2 separate regions of the Homo sapiens genome follow, and region 2 is linked to region 1. The links are chromatin loops, found by intact Hi-C in ENCODE. Cell type or tissue: PC-9. All regions are shown on one strand. Region 1 overlaps ETS1 (ETS proto-oncogene 1, transcription factor). Region 2 has its middle 130 kb from the start of LINC02098.

Region 1 (2,500 bases):
TAGGTGCAGAGCTCTCTAACTCTTTTTTTTTTCTGTTTACACCCAAGGAAAGAGGGAGGATAGATAGGAAAAGCAGATACCTAAAGAAATAATGGGAATATGAATGGGAAGAAATCTCTCCCGTTGGCTTCATAATAGGACAGTCAACATAACAGAGATGTCAGTTCCTGGCTCCCTCCCCCGATTCCTGTAGAGAAACCCCACAGGCGCACTCCAGCCTAACTGGTGCACACAGGGCTCACCCTTCAGAAAGCCCACATTTTTGTACCAAGTGAGAGGAGTTCATGATGGCCGCTGAAGCGTCCCCTCTAGCACCTTTTTGCTGACTCCTAAACTGCCTTTTTGTTGTGGGGAGCAAGAGAACTAGGAAAGACATGGAAATGTTCTTCCAGCCAGAAACACTGGGCCAGGGTGGGCGCAGTTCCTGGCTGGGCCCGTGGATGGTCTAATACAGGAGCCTGTCTCCACAGCAATGCATCACCCTCACTTCAGGTCTGGGAGGGGACTTCAGGGCCACTTGGAAACCCAAAGCTTAGAGGCAGCTCTGGGGTTGGAAGGCACACTGGCTACACAGATCCACCAGCGACACCCACATCCAGGCCCATCAGAAGTTCTCACACCCAAGATTGGTGCAGACAATGAATGAGTCCAGCACTCCCAGTTACGACTCTTCTAGAGGGTGTTTCTGTGTGCTTAGCGGAGGTCTGCCCAAATCCACAGGGCTCCAGGACCCCATCCCTTGCCCTTGCTCCAACATATCCTAAACTTGTAAAGCCTCTTCCTCCATTCCCCCTGCAACTCCCCCTTATCCCTGTGCCCAGCCTCTTCCACCTACCCAAATGGACTGTGGTCTCAGTGACCTTTGTCCCCTAGAGCAGAAAACGGTACTAATAATAGCGCCAGTCATGGGAAGGGGAGCTCACATGTTCAATGTGACTCATAATGGTGTCCCTGTCTGGGATCTCCAAGGCAGTCAACAGCACCCTTCACGATGCTGCCCGGGAGTGTCACACATCAGGAATCCAGTGGCATCACTGGGAAAGTATGCTTCTCAAGTCGAAGCTCTGAGCCACAACAACAGAGGGGTCCCTGTTAGAAGGAGGTCTCTTTCCAGAGCCATGCGGGCGGGAGAGCACCACACACACACTCCACACACCCATCTCCCATGGCACGGAGCCTCCACACCCCCTGCTGTCTGCTCCCTCTCCACCCTCCCTCTCAGGCGGCTGCAGGGGAATTTCCTTCTACTGCTTTGTTCTTCTCAGCCTCTGGAGAAGAGGACAGTTCTTACTACACACTGACAGGTCTGATTTGAAGAACGTGCTACAAGCTCTGAAGAAGAAATACCAGGTAGGAACTTGGAGAGCTCCCAAGCCTACAAAGCAAATCACACCAAGGATGTTCACCCCCTAAGGGGACCCCCAAGGCTCCTCAAATCTAAGGCAACAATCTCACTTTTTAAAAAAAGTAAAGCTTCAAGTAAATTACTGCTCATTTGGGTCATATTTCCTTGTCTGGGAGCTGCAAGGCCCACTATCTGTCTCAATGAGGAGCTGGTTATTAAAAATCCCCTGCTATTCTGGTCCCTTGCCCTGAGGCTGAGAACTGAGCAGCATAAATACATATATAGCAATGGGCTAGGACAAGGTGTTAGTAACATGCTCTTGATGGAAATCCCTTCCATTTCCCGATTTGTCAGTATCATTCTTCTCATTTTCCAGATCTGGGAGTTGCCTGCCTGTGACAAGGACATCCTCACAGCAAGTGAACAGGGTCAGGTTGAACTTCACTTTTTCCTTCTACTCCTTCCTCATTTCCATTTCAACCACAAGTTCTCACTCTTGTCACCTGTGCTCTGCTGAGAGGAGAACACAGGAGTTTTCTTCCAAACAGAAGGAGGTCAACGCTGGGCAGGCACCTTCCCAGGCAGTCTCCTCATATTTCCATAGTACATGGCTTACACCAAGACCACCCCATTGGTTTGGTCTCTGTCCATTTCTCCCATCACTAGAATATATGCTGTAAGGACAAGGACTTTGTTTTTTCACTGCTTCAACCCAAAGCCTAGCACAGTGCCTCACCAACAAACACCAACAAACAAAAAATTCTTTGCTGTTGAATGACTGTGTCATTTGACATGTTCTCCCTGAGAACACAGACTATATCTTACTGAGCCATATATCCTCAATGCCAGGTATGATAGCTTGTCTTCAGCAGGTACTCATTAAATATTTTCTAAATTACATTACTGAAACAAACCTCCTCTGAAGAAAGGCATATGGATTAGAAAGTCCGCTCAAATGGCTTCTCTCTATTAAACAATATTTGGGGCCAAACAATATGGGTGACCCTCAGGCTGCATTTCATCAACGTGTTCCCAAAAATGAAAATGACTACCTGTCCTTTGGGAGTTAATTTGCTACTTTAAGAAGCTAATCCCTTTAGCTCTATTCTAAAAGTCAAATCAAATACCTCGGTGTGGGCAGGACACCACATTTAT
Region 2 (2,500 bases), 130 kb before region 1:
CCCATAGGTATTTTGAGGAGCAGGGCAGCCTCTATCGTGGCTTCATTTATTTTGCTTTCGGAAAAGTGGAAAGAGATTTCCCTAAGCACTGGAAAGAATCTGAGATAGGAAAGAGAAAGCCAGAAGAGAAACAAACTTCAGACAGCAGCGTGGAGGAAGGAAGTGGAAACAGAGACCAGATGAATTCCGCTCCCCAACTTTCAACCCAAAACTGCCTCCTGAGCTGCGGGGTCCCAGAGGCTCCTGGGTCCTCCAGCAGGAATCAATGTGCACATTTCCATATCAAAGAAACAAGCTCCCCGCACAGGACCTCAGTGAAAGGAGATCTGCACTGAGAAGAAAGCGAAGTTAGGCGCCTCGGCAAGCATTTAGAAATAACTTTAAGCACCAGCAGCTCAGGCCTCATTTTTGTAATGCTCAATCACGGATCACCTATCGACCAACCCATCAAACTCCCCGCCCCCAGCACTTTTATTTCTCCTCTTTAGGAAGTACACTTCAGTATCTTTGGCACAGTGCATGAGCACGACTAAAGTAAAACATCGCAGAAAACATAGCTTTAGTCTACCCTTCGTGTCCTAAAAGGAAAACCAGTAGCTTCCCAGGCCACCGGAAGGGCAACACATGTCCTCTGCAGTTTCTGCACACGGGAAGGTAAAGACAGAGAGAGGACCTACTCCTCAACACAGAAACATTTCAAAATCTTTCCTCGCCTGCAACCCAAGCTGAAGTCATTCTCCCCAGAAATAACAAAAGTTGGAAGAGAAGCCGGAGACAGGATAGGTGCAGGAAGCCCACACTTTGAGGGCAGCACTCAGACACCCTCTCCTGTGTGCAGGACGTGCCGAATGTTCAGGTGCAATGAGAATGAGCCATGCTTGGCTTACGAGGGCAATCTGGCCCATCAAGTGGCCTTCGCCTCTGGGAGTAACAAAAATGCACTTCAAAATAGCTTCTGTAATCAAGCTGCATGGGTGGAGTACTCCCCAGCTGACTCCAGGAAGTTCTCTATCCAAAGCTATTCATTAGGCCAGAGCTGTGCAAATAATTAGTCACCCACTTGCTCCATAACCCTCCATGACAGCCCAGGCATTGAGTCCAGGTGGGACCATCAAGCCATGCTCTGGTGGCTCATGCATTATCATAGAAATGGGAGGCTTTATTTATTTTACTAAAAAGAACAAAAACAACAGACTGCTGTCCTTTAGACAATAGGATCACGTCATCTGAGCCCTCTGTGCCCCAGGTGACAAGCCCAGCCCCAAGTTCTCTTTCCTCAGCCTCCCCACACATGTTCTGGAGGAGATGGGCCCAGCAGGCTGCTCTGAGGCCTGGCTGTCTCATCCTGAGAATGCGTCACCGTGAAGTGCCCTTGCAGATGTTTCCTGGGCTAAGCCTGACAAGGCTGAGAGCAGAGACTTTGGCAGCAGGAGGCCAGGGGGAAACAAGAGGCAGCCCTGAACTCAGCCTTCACGGCCCTCCCTAAACACATGGGCCAGCCACAGGGAAGAAAAAAATGCCCTGTAGCACAGGAATCTAAAACATTGCTGTTGTTCTAGTTAATAAAAGGACTTAGAGATTGAAAAGAAGTACCATCTGTATGGCTGGCAACAGACAGCATGATTTTGATGACTGACTCTGGGGAGATCTGAGAAAACAGTACATAATATGTCCTTACCTCTGCTCCATCATTCATGACCCAAGCTCCTGCCCTGTCTTCTCAGGAAGATTCTTACAGTAACTCCAGTTTGGAATTCCCCTTTCATATTTGAAATAACAACAGTAATAGTGACCACTAATGCTTACCGAGTGTCCACTCTGTGCCAAGCATCGTGTTTTTATCATCTTTTTTGTTAGGCACTGTACATGGATTAATACAATTACAACCCACCACAACCCCATGAGATAAGTACTTGTACTATCCTCATTTTATGGGTGATGATACAAGAAACAGAAAGGTTCAGCAACATGCCTAAAGCCACACAGCTACTATGAGGCAAAGTCTAGGTTTGAACTCAGAAATTCTGACTTCAGACTCACTTATCTTATTATACTTCACTTAGTATCTCCCATTAATTAATTCATTCATTCTTCCTTTTATTTGTTAATTCACCAAATATTCTGGGAAGCTACTTGTCTAGACACTGTATGAAAAATGAGAATGGATACAAAGCAACCTCAGACATGAACTCAAGGTCCTTACAAGCTTAAACGTATATGATACATTTCCAAATAGCAATACTATGAGGACAGCTGATACTCACAACATAAGTCTTGGTGGTCACAGGAGATCTATCATAGGATTTCACGAAGAACCTGACACTGAAAACCAGAACTTGAGGGAAATAAAACCAAAATAGAAAGCATTGCTCACAGAAGCACGTTCAAGCGTAGCCCAGCAGAATGCATGTTTATAGACAGCAATTTTCTAGATTGGTAATTATGACATATGCATGAGTAGCACCATGAGTGATAAGAACAAGACTGGCAGGTTATGGCC

The links. Hi-C counts contacts between places; a loop is a spot of excess contacts. Peaks named below come from ENCODE experiments on the same cell type or tissue, not always from the same donor. Only the 100,000 strongest peaks of a DNase experiment are listed, where the experiment ranks them.
Region 2: a loop joins it to region 1, with 8 times the contacts of the local background. A loop is called at or near these places in 13 of 110 quality-filtered maps.

Annotation. Positions count from the first base shown.
Region 1 is chr11:128,466,750-128,469,249 of GRCh38, forward strand. All of the region lies in intron 8 of ETS1 (ETS proto-oncogene 1, transcription factor), which reads right to left. Among named protein-coding and RNA genes, the nearest start is that of MIR6090, 54 kb to the right of the region's middle. In PC-9, no CTCF peak of the experiment used is centred here; a DNase peak (open chromatin) is centred at 1,002; H3K27ac peaks cover 2,074 bases.
Region 2 is chr11:128,341,690-128,344,189 of GRCh38, forward strand. No RefSeq gene overlaps it. Among named protein-coding and RNA genes, the nearest start is that of LINC02098, 130 kb to the left of the region's middle. In PC-9, no CTCF peak of the experiment used is centred here; a DNase peak (open chromatin) is centred at 1,032; H3K27ac peaks cover 1,669 bases.